2 separate regions of the Homo sapiens genome follow, and region 1 is linked to region 2. Evidence: chromatin contacts called from ENCODE Hi-C or POLR2A ChIA-PET data. All regions are on one chromosome and are shown on one strand. The core of a region is the stretch at or near the end of the contact, and the rest is flanking DNA. Distances in the headings are between cores, read along the strand shown.

Region 1 (5,663 bases), core at 1,288-3,787, 640 kb before region 2:
TGATACACTCTCAATGAGGTCTGCCCCCTTGCTTTTCAGTCTTGTTCGCTGTTTAGTAGTGAATCACGTTTTGCCCCGCTTTGGTCAGTTCGTTAAAAGGCGCATTCATTTACCACATGAGCACTCACCCAGAGGCGTACTGGGAGGAAACTAGACTAGGTAGGAATAGAAAGACATGTATACAGACTCCATCATTACATACTGGCCCTGAGCTCATAGGTTATTGGGACCGCAGATTACATGTTTTTCCTCACGGCCAGAAACCATCAAAAATAAAAGTGATGAAACTGAAATTGAAAGCAGCAAGGTTCACGCTCAAGGTTATCGGAAACAAGGCAAAAGGAGAGAAATGAAAGGTTCCACCGAGATTTGAACTCGGATCGCTGGATTCAGAGTCCAGAGTGCTAACCATTACACCATGGAACCCTACTTAACAAAAAATGGATACTCGATCCACCTGGGGTCTCTCTTGTCTTCTACTTACTAATTGATTTAAAGTAATTTTGCAGGGGCAGTTTTTTTGTTTTGGATGGCCAAACGCAGGGATGGGAGGGGTAGGGCTCACACACTGTTTCCACCGCGCCTTTCTCCCAGATTTCTTTCCATCCTTCGGGGCAGGGCAGTATACTGATCTGGGAATATGGTTATTCCTGGAGATTTTTATTTTCTTTCGTTTCCAGCCCACGAAAAGGTGAATTGAATTTTAGTCTCACGGTTTGAAAGGGAGAAAAGAGAGAAAAGAAAAAATATACTATCTACTTTCTACAGTCTTATTTATTCATTGTACGATACCTACAGATGCCTCTAGAACAACCTCCGAGTATCTTGGCACTGCCCCTCAGTTGTAACCATGGGCTTAAATTTTTAAAATCTGTCTCCCGCATTCCTCCAAAATGCCTTAAGTGCAGGGCTGAGTCTCAGTAGTCTTTGATAGCCCACGGTCTGCTACTTTGTAGAAGCTCAACCAATGCTTGTTGCATGAATGCATAAATGAAAGGATGAGTGAATGAATGAATGAATGAATGAATGAATACTCAGTGGGACAGCCCAGCTTAGACTTTTGGGAGACTTTAGACTTCTTTTTTGCCTTCACTTGCTAGGCTAAATTTTACAAGTTCAAAAGGGAATAATTATTTCTCCTCCTCCTCCTATCTTCTTTTGCCTTTCCAGGTCCCAGCTCCCAGGTGGACATCTTAGCGTCCAGATGACCCAACATATAGGTGTCCTTTAGTATGGATGACCAAACTAGGATGTTATAGTGCTGGATGTAGTAATTCATTTTTTCAAATCTTAACTTTATTAAGATAACATGGTTATTTATCTAGTAATTGTGAGAACAACATATAACAAATAGACCACATATATACGTAGCGTGTCTGGAAGAAATACTCAGATATAAATTACTACTTTAGTCAATCTTAATATTAATTATTTGTCAACTATGCTTAATGTGCCTCTCTAGTCTCTCAAGACTAAATTGCTAAGGAACCCTGGAATCATTTGCTGGCATTCATCCTTTCAAGCAAGGTGCCTGTTACAAAATATCTGCTCAATTAGTATGTATTGGATACATCTTTTGGAAGGTGAGGAAGGAAGCAGTGAAATTAGAAGACTTCTGCCTAGGCGACTGTAAAGTGCTCCTAAGCATCTACCCACCTCCCTGCACACAAAAACTCTCCATTCTATCTCCTCGAGTCTCCTAGCCTTAAAAGATGGTCTAAACTACCCCAGATCCAGGTAAATAACGGATCAAGTCCTTCTTCCCTAAAACAGGTGTTATTCTTTCTATTCTATGAGCCTCCACCTTATTTCTTAAAAAAAAAAAAGAAAAAAATGTTTACTGTTTAAGAAGATAACAGAATCTCAAAAGCTAACTCTTCAACTGTGTTCAACTAAGGACCTTAAACTGCTCTCTGAGGATAGGTGAAGCGGGAAAGGCTCTAGGTGTCTGGTGACTGTTTCTTTTGTTGGTTCGTTTGTTTTTTCAGCCTTAGCACATTTATCCCTTGGAGAAGACAATGGAAAATAGGGCAGATGAGCGTGCGTGGCTTATTTATTCTTGAGTCTGGAGTTAAGAAGGTTGTACTTTTTCCTTAGGATTGCCCTTGGTTGGTTCACAAATTTCGCAAAGTGAATGAAAACACATGAAGGCCACTGAAGGGAATAACTAGGGGACGAGATGTCTGAGCCCCTAAATCGAGAAACATTTGGGCACCGTTTGTGGGACTGTACATATGGGTGTTATCTGTGGCCCCTAGGAAAACAGAAGAGGAACCTGTCTCACTTAGGAAGCTGTGAGAACTGCCCACACAAGGCTTGAAAATGGAACTTTACTGGGTCAGAATGACGAGGGGGAAAAAAAAAATACCTCACACTGGCAGCGGTGGGATTCGAACCCACGCCCCCGAAGAGACTGGAGCCTTAATCCAGCGCCTTAGACCGCTCGGCCACGCTACCACCCACAGGGTGCGTCGCCGCTTTCAGTTTCACCCAAGTGACTGTCGCCCCTTTCCAGTCCTTTCATTCCCATTCCCACATCACCATAAGCCCTTCCCTCAGGCCCCTTCTTCAGCATTCCTTGCTTCTCAGCATAGCCCGAGAACCCCCGATCCCTGACACTTTGCTTCTTCTCAGCTCCCAGATGGATCCTGGACAGGATGCTGCAGGTGGTGCAGGAGGGGAATCCTGCCCCATTTATCATCAACACAGTAAAAAGGGGTCGAAGAGACCGAGAGCGCCAGAGGACGCCATGGGCTCCACATCCACTTGGATTCCAGGGAGTAAGCCTCTCGACTTCAGGAGTAAGCAAGGCCAACCGTTTGGTTTGAGCCTGTTGCTTCTAAGAAAAGCGAGGAAAAATCCTGAGACCTCCTCCCCTCGCCCTTCATCCACTTCAGGGGACCGAGTGTCTCCACGGAACTTCACAAGGGAGGAAAAGAGTGAACTCATTATTATTTGTCTTGTCTTCGTTTCAGAGGCGGTACATCTACGAAAGCCCTAATCATAGAGGGAAAGACTCCTCGTTCCTGGCCCAGAAATGAGATGAGAAATCCAGGGCCCCGTACAGGAAGGCCTTTCGCAAAGTCCAGACTCAATTGCCTTCGCAGCCCTTAAAGTTTCCTTAGGAAGGTCTGTGGGAGAACGAGGTTGGTTTAGGAATTGGCCCCTGCCTTGTACTACGTAGTTTTGTCATCCAAAGTGTTTTAGAAGTGAATTGAATCATAGTTACGCCTTATTTTGAAACACTGTAATTCAGAGAACGTAAAACCTTATTAAAATGCCTCATAATCATCTTGGTAGAGCCGTTGGTTAAGCGGGAGAGACAGTTGCCTCCTTAGCGCAGTAGGCAGCGCGTCAGTCTCATAATCTGAAGGTCCTGAGTTCGAACCTCAGAGGGGGCAAGGCGTCTGTTTTGCCATTTTACTTCTTCTTGATCCAAAATGAGTAAGACAACAAAGGAAGTTGACAAAACGTTGTTCTTTCTCTGCTTTCTCTATAGAAAAGTGTACAATATGTCTGGTAAGGGAAAAAAAAATCTAAGGACATTGCTTTGATGGAACAGAACGGGTAATTGCTGTTTAATAGAACCATGTTCAGTTACAAAACAGTGATTTTCACTAAGAATTAAATTCTCCAAAATTCTCATCTCCCCTCCCGCCCTGCATACCAATTGGAGATAGAGCTGGTAGCATTTTCAAATGTTTTTCAGATATGCTTGGCAATTGTCTTTGTTTTAACAACACCAGAGTCAAGAAACTTGCCAGTTTTAGAGTGCTGAGATAAGAAAAAGTGGGTGGAGGGTTGTACTAGGGGTGTGGAAGGTATAGAATCTAATTATCAATTACTGACTTGGTTATCTTTTACCATTCTTCTGGAATGGCTTACCACCAGGTTGCCACCAATAACATTCCATATGAAAAAAGAAAGGAAACAAAAAACTGACAAAAAACTCCCCCCTCAGTCTCATTGCATTGGACCTTTTCTCTTGCTTCCAGTCCTGTTGACTGGATCTAAATCATCCAAACTACCAGATGCAGGAAGGGGTAAAAAGAGAAACAAGAAGTGAAGAAGATAGGCTGATATTTACAGTCAAGATGAGCCCCTGACTCAAATAATAATGAGCAAGACTGATCATTAATGTCCTGCTCTTGAGTCCTACTTTGTTCCAAGCTGTGTTCCTATTAATCCATTCCCTCTCAGCTTTAAAATCACCCTTATATACTTTGTTTTGTGACATTGGGGCTGGGCGCCTGCAAATGATATTTCCCAAACTCCTTTGCCCATTGGCTTCCTCTTGTGTTCTGTCAATAAGAGGAACCAGAAAGAGACTAGAAAGCAAGAGGAGAGAAGCAGGGGCTGCTTTCTAAATTTTGTTCTTCCTGTCAGGTCACTCCAACAATGGCAGTTGAATCCCATCTCTATTTGTTCTCTTCATGCATTCCAGAATGTCTCACTGTCCATTACATAAGTAAGTAGTAGTCCAGCTGCAGCGCGTCCTCTTTAGCACTCCAGGATGCCTTTCCTCAGTGGTCTCAACCTCTTCCTTTTTGTTCTTCCAGCCCTACAAGGTGGTAGCTACTTCCCAGTAGTTATCACCTCTGAGTTACCATGGTGTGCCCAGTTGAAATACCTAGTCTTATTCCTTTTTTTTTGAGACAGAGTCTTGTTCTGTCACCCAGGCTGGAGTGCAGTGGCACAATCTCAGCTCGCTGCAACCTCTGCCTCCCGGGTTCAAGCGATTCTCCTGCTTCAGCGTCCCAGGTAGCTGGAATTACAGGCGCCCGCCACGACGTCCAGCTAATTTTTGTATTTTTACCAGAGACGGGGTTTCACCATGTTGGCCAGGCTGGTCTTGAACTCCTGACCTCAAGTGATCTGCCCGCTTCGGCCTCCCAAAGCGCTGGGATTACAGATGTGAGCCACCGTGCCCAGCCTTATTTCTTAACTAGACCCTGAACCACACATAGGGGGTGCAGGGATAGCACTCCACACAACAGAAAAAGCTTCTGCTCTCATGGAGTTTACATTTTAGTGGGGAATGATAAAGAATAAATTCAACCAGATATATAAAATGTGAAGTAGTGATACATGCCATGAAGGAAAAGAGCAAGAGAATGGAGAACAAAGGGGAGGGGATTGCTTTATAATAAAGGGTGACCAAGGAGGCCTTCCTGATAAGGAGGCATCTGAACAGAGACTTGAAGGAAGTGAGTGAGTGAGCTGTGAGGCTATCAGGGAGAAGAGAATTTCAGGCCAAGGGAACAGTAATTACAAAAGGCTTGGCAGGAATGCCATTGGCATGTTCAAGGAACGAAGGAGGAGACTAGTGCAGCTGTAGGTCAGTAAACAAGGGAGAACTTGATAGGAGATGAGGGGGTTAGATACACATAGACCCTACAGGATGCACATAGATCATGCAGGGTCTCAGAGGTCATGATCATGTTCAGAGAGGGAATTCGCTGCATAGGGGAGAGAAAAGACAACAGTGATTTAAGTTGTGGAGGTCAGCCAGACCTTGAGAATATTCTGATTCATGAGTCTGAGATAGAATCTGTGAATCTTTTTTTTTTTTTTGAGATGGAGTTTCACTCTTGTTGCCCAGGCTAGAGTGCAATGGCACGATCTCGGCTCACGGCAACCTCTACCTCCTGGTTCAAGCGATT
Region 2 (5,186 bases), core at 2,307-4,806:
CAGAAAAGAACGTGGAGAAGAAAACTGACAAATACACACAGTTCTCCTCAAGACCTATGGACTCCTGGTCTGAGCCTAATAAAGACTGTTTATTCCAAAAAACACCTCTGTATTATAAATTCTTCTGTGTAATAGTGTGTTACTGTGCATCTCTTTCCAATTCTGCATTACTGGTGTTAAGTGTGAAATGCAATAATGTGTTCTTACTTTAGAGGGATGTCCTGGCACAAAGTCTAAAAACTTCAAAGATGTGGAGGATGCTGAATCTTCACAGGGTGTATTTCCCACTCTCTGGAGTGCATTTGTCTTACCAGTGCCGCCAATATGCTTGCCCTCATGGCTCATTCTGTTTGGTTAATAAGATATTGTTGATACAGTGGAACGATGTCATGTTTTGTGGAATGTCCAGAAGGTCCACGTCCAGTGGTGTGCTGCATGCAGCTAGCTCATACTGCCTCATGGAGCCAACTGTTAAATTTTCAGAAATTGTGCAAACCAGTTGTTAAACATGACTATTATTTTAAAATAAGTTATTTTAAGGCATAGGTAACAAATCCCTAAGCTCTTCATTTTCTAGGTATTTAACTATCTTATCATATTTTCCATACTCTTCTGGTTATTTATATCTGTTATGTCTATATAATAAAGATACTAAATAATGTTGTCTGTATAATAAAAATATTCTGGATTGGTGATGAGCAACAATCACCATCTTTCGTTTGAGTCTCATGGCCATGAGACCAACCCCATGCACTGCTCTGAGACCTGCCAGCCACTCCCATTCCTGGGGTGCGGTCCTCCTGGTTCAGAAGTGATTTTCCATTAGGCTATCTTTTAATTTAAACATGAACTCTGCTGTGCCCATCACTGTCTGTGTGCAGTCACAGGTAGAGGGAGAGCCTTCAGATGGCACCCTCAGCACTTCCCAACCCTTTCCTTCCCTCTAGGCCAGAAGGTGGTGGTCGTACAATGCGAGAGCATCAACATTTCTGGCAAGTTCTACAGAAACAAGTTGAAGTACCTGGGCTTTCTCCGCAAGCGGATGAACACCTTCTGGAGGCCCTGCCATTTCTCGGCCCTAGCCGCATCTTCTGGTGGATGGTGCAAGGCCCACTGCCCCACAAGACTCACCAAGGCCAGGCCGCCCTCAACCACCTCAAGGTGTCTGACGGCATTCCACCGCCCCATGACAAGAAAAAGCTTTGGTGGTTCCTGCTGCCCTCAAGCTTGTGTGTCTGAAGCCTACAAGAAAATTTGTCCGCCTGGACACCGAGCTTATGAAGTTAGCTGGAAGTACCAGGCAGTGACAGCCACCCTGAAGAAGAGGAAGGAGAAGGCCAAGATCCACTACCAGAAGAAGAAACAGCTTATGAGGCTACAGAAATAGGTGGAAAAGAACATGAAAAAGAAAACTGACAAATACACACAGGTCTCCTCAAGATCCATGGACTTCTGGTCTGAGCCTAATAAAGACTGTTTGTTTATTCCTCAAAAACAAACAAACAAAAAAAAACCCTCTGTATTATAAATTATTCTGTGTAATGGTGTGTTACCATACATTTCTCTACAACTCTGCATTTTCAGTAATCTCACATTGACAGTTTAAAATTGGCCATGGTGAGAATATTTACACTGCAGAAATCAGCAAATGATGTAAATCAAGGCTTTTTTGCCTGGACTTGCAGCACATCCATGTCCCATTGGACCCTATTATGACGGGAGAGTTTTAACATGGTACTGAAGCAAAAATGTAAATGTAAATGTACACTTATATCCATACCTGTAAATTCAAACTGCCTTTGGTCTTTCTTCCTGATAGTATTTGAAAAGAACACATTCAGCCAGGCACGGTGGCTCACGTCTGTAATCCCAGCATTTTGGGAGGCTGAGGCAGGCAGATCACGAGGTCAGGAGTTAAAGACCAGTCTGATCAATATGGTGAAACCCTGTCTCTACTAAAAATACAAAAATTAGCCAGGCGTGGTGGCATTTGCCTGTAGTCCCAGCTACTCAGGAGGCTGAGGCAGGAGAATCGCTCGAACCCGGGAGGGGGAGGTTGCAGTGAGCCAAGATCATGCCATTGCACTCCAGCCTGGGCAACAGTGAGATTCCATCTCAAAAAGAAAAGAAAAGAACACATTATTCACCAGATTAATAGCCATATAACATGGACCTGAAACCGTGCTAATCAGGCACAACAGCTGTAATTACAGCTATTTCTTGGTTGAGTTTGTGCTAGTCTGGTCATCTTTCAAGTTGCATCTGATATTTGTAGTGACCAGACTGGTGAATTAAATGTGAAATATGATAGAAACAAACCCCCGCACCCTTTAAAGGTGGCCTCAATCAGCCATTTCCCTTGAATTGTGATATTGTTCTTGATTCACTGTCTTTGCGGTAAGAGGTGTAGATTCAGGGCTTCCACTTCAATCTGTAGCTCGTACTCCACAGACTAAAGAACTATGTGGGGATTCTGCCAATGGCCAAGCATGTGCATTCCAGTTACAGATTTAGAGACTGCAGAAATGACTACTGGGTAGATCCATGGACCTAGTACATGCCATTTATTAGCTGATCTCATAGGCTCCCTTTCTAATGGAAGAGAAGCATAACGATTCAGTTATATGAAGATTGGCTAAATGTTCTAAGTACTCTCCAAACCCAGAGCTTTATAATTCTCTGTTACTACAGTGTGCTCCATCTCAGAATAACTAAATAGAAAAGGAGGAAGCTGAGAACTTTAAAAACTGAGGTCCTGAATAGATGAATCATAAGCCTGAGAGGACTATCAGGATGCCCGGGACTCACTGGAGGTGGGAGTAGAGACACTGTCCTTTTTCTTCCTGTTGACAGAAAGAAGCAATGAGTGACCTCTTTTACCTACCACAGTGATGACTATTGTTGGCATATTTCCTATAGATATTCCCCTGCCCCTTTTACCATAATTTGTGGCTAATGAATTGTCTGTGGGCTATGGACCCTAGAGTCTCAGCAGAATTAATGAGCTCTTTCCCTCCGTGGGATCCCTCTACCACCATACCATGTCAACATTTCTACCTCCAATGCCACTAAAACAGAGGCACACCTCTGCCTAGACTGAGGGGGAAAATTGTTGGCAAAGAACTCAATGGCAAAGAACTCGATGGCAAAGAACTCGATGGCAAAGAACTCAATGGCAAAGTTCTGACCTTGGCTTCATCCTCCCTGCAGAGATTTGGTGGGCTTTGGTTGGTGCAAACCCTCTACAGTTAGCAGATTTGGGTTCAAACATCAGCTCTGGTGCTTACTAACTATACTGCCTTGGGAAAGTTATTTATATTTCTTTGTTTCAACTTCTTCATATTGGAAGGAAGAGAATAATATGTAGAGTTGTGAAGGATAATCAGCAGTGTAGAGTAAATGTTTAATAAACAACTTGGTTGGTGGCAGATGGGGAGAGCCCTAATTTGTAGTGTTTGCCAATTTTCATAGTGTAAATATTCCTGCCATGGCTGTCTCAAGCCACTGATGGTTTAATAACTGTCTCACAAAATTCCTAAAAATTTACTAATCAAGAGATAATCTGAGCCAGCTCCAGCTCATCACACACATGTGTGCTTAGAAAAGTGCCAGATGGTCAGCATTAGCAATCCCTATTGTGACCAGAGATGCAGTTGCCCATTCAAGGATGCCCATTCCTTTTTATTTTTTTGTTTCTTCCTGATGTACAAGTGGAGGCTGGGCACCAGTTAAGAGCTCTGTCATGGGGAATTGCTGGTACCAGAAGAGATTTTTATTTGATTGAAGGTAAGCAGAACCTTTGCTCTTTGGCTGTGAGATATCAGTTTCCGCCTATCCTCAACACTGGAGGACCAGATTTGGAGTTAAACTTACTCTAAAATCCTAGTCCTAGCACTTATTGACTAGGTAACCTTCTACAAGTCTCTTGTCCCGTCTGTGACTGTTCACTTTTTGGTAAAATTGGGATAATTTTATCTCTTTGTAGGGTCACTGTGAGAACCAGATGTTCAGGGAGTTGTTTATCACCATGCTTTGATGGTAGCTACTAACAGCAAGGGTAGCTCATGGTCACTAGACTATCATAAACCCCTTTCAAAGGACCTCCCAACTCCTTCCCCAGCTCCTAACACAATGCTGGCACTTTGGGGCTCAAGAAATGAATAAATGCGTAGACCAATGCATGAATATTTCAGAAGGAAAAGGAGTAGGAGAAAAATAATGAGAGTGGAAAAGACAGAGAACAAAGAGGGAAAGGGAAACAGTCACTAAGAAAGGTGTAATCTAAAGAGATTCAGCGATATAGCAGAGAAAGGAAAGGAATGAAATGCCAAGATAATGACAAAGTTAGAAATGTAGAAAATTAATTAGGATGACACATGATGGATAAATAAGAAACAATTGGCTATTGTTTAAGGTTACATGCAAAGAATTTTATATTACAAAGAAAACAAAGGAGGGGGCGGCAGCCAATGAGCATGAGGTTTCTTTTGGGAGTAATGAAATATTCTGGAAGTAAATGGTGTTGGTTGCACAACTTGTGAATATACTTTAAACCACTAAATTACACACTTCAAAAGGGCGAATTTTATGGTACGTTAAATACATCTCAAAAAATGAAAGCGAAGGCATAATTAAAAATTTAGAGGCCAGGCACAGTGACTCATGCCTGTAATCCCAGCACTTTGGGAGGCCGAGGCAGGCAGATCACCTGAGGTCAGGAGTCTGAGACCAGCCTGGCCAACATGGCGAAACCCCGTCTCTACTAAAAATACAAAAATTAGCTAGGCATGGTCTTGAGTGCCTGTAATCCCCGCTACTTGGGAGGCTGAGGCAGGAGAATAGCTTGAGCCCAGGAGGTGGAAGTTGCAGTGAGCAGAGATCGTGCCATTGCACTCCAGCCTGGGCTATAAAACGTGACTCTAAAAAAAAAAAAAAAAAAAAAAAATTAGAATGGTGGTGACATCTTGAGGGGTGACAAATTGAGAAAATTGAGAGATCAGGGAGGGGCACACAGAAGCTTCTAAGATACTTGAAACATTTGCTCAGTTCCTTAACCTAGTTGTTTAAATATGTAACAATATTTTGAAAATTAAAAATATATTTTAAGTGAGAAAAGAATAATGGGAAAAACAGGAAGAAGACAGAGACAATGGCAGAGAGTCCTGGCAAAAAGGGAGATGTGATAG

The links. A loop is a pair of places that touch in the nucleus more often than their neighbours do. ChIA-PET counts read pairs that join two places held with the same protein, here RNA polymerase II (POLR2A). Pooled maps may share reads with other maps.
Region 1: a map with no recorded cell type shows a loop between it and region 2 (4-fold over the local background). The contact joins the promoter of LINC01556 here to the promoter of OR2H2 in region 2. A Hi-C loop is called at or near these places in 3 of 37 single-sample maps with no recorded cell type and 5 of 50 pooled maps. POLR2A ChIA-PET finds 5 or more read pairs at or near these places in 1 of 52 experiments (HEK293).

What each region holds. Positions count from the first base shown.
Region 1 is chr6:28,941,247-28,946,909 of GRCh38, forward strand. It overlaps LINC01556 (long intergenic non-protein coding RNA 1556), which reads left to right and starts at 2,538. Exons shown (of 1, transcript NR_103538.1): 1 at 2,538-3,292. It overlaps TRL-AAG2-2 (tRNA-Leu (anticodon AAG) 2-2), which reads right to left and starts at 2,457; the gene lies at 2,376-2,457. It overlaps TRM-CAT3-1 (tRNA-Met (anticodon CAT) 3-1), which reads left to right and starts at 3,329; the gene lies at 3,329-3,401. It overlaps TRQ-CTG1-3 (tRNA-Gln (anticodon CTG) 1-3), which reads right to left and starts at 426; the gene lies at 355-426. RefSeq lists an enhancer at 153-722.
Region 2 is chr6:29,581,565-29,586,750 of GRCh38, forward strand. OR2H2 (olfactory receptor family 2 subfamily H member 2) reads left to right here and starts at 3,557. Exons shown (of 2, transcript NM_007160.4): 1 at 3,557-3,786. It overlaps SNORD32B (small nucleolar RNA, C/D box 32B), which reads left to right and starts at 688; the gene lies at 688-764. It also overlaps the pseudogene RPL13AP.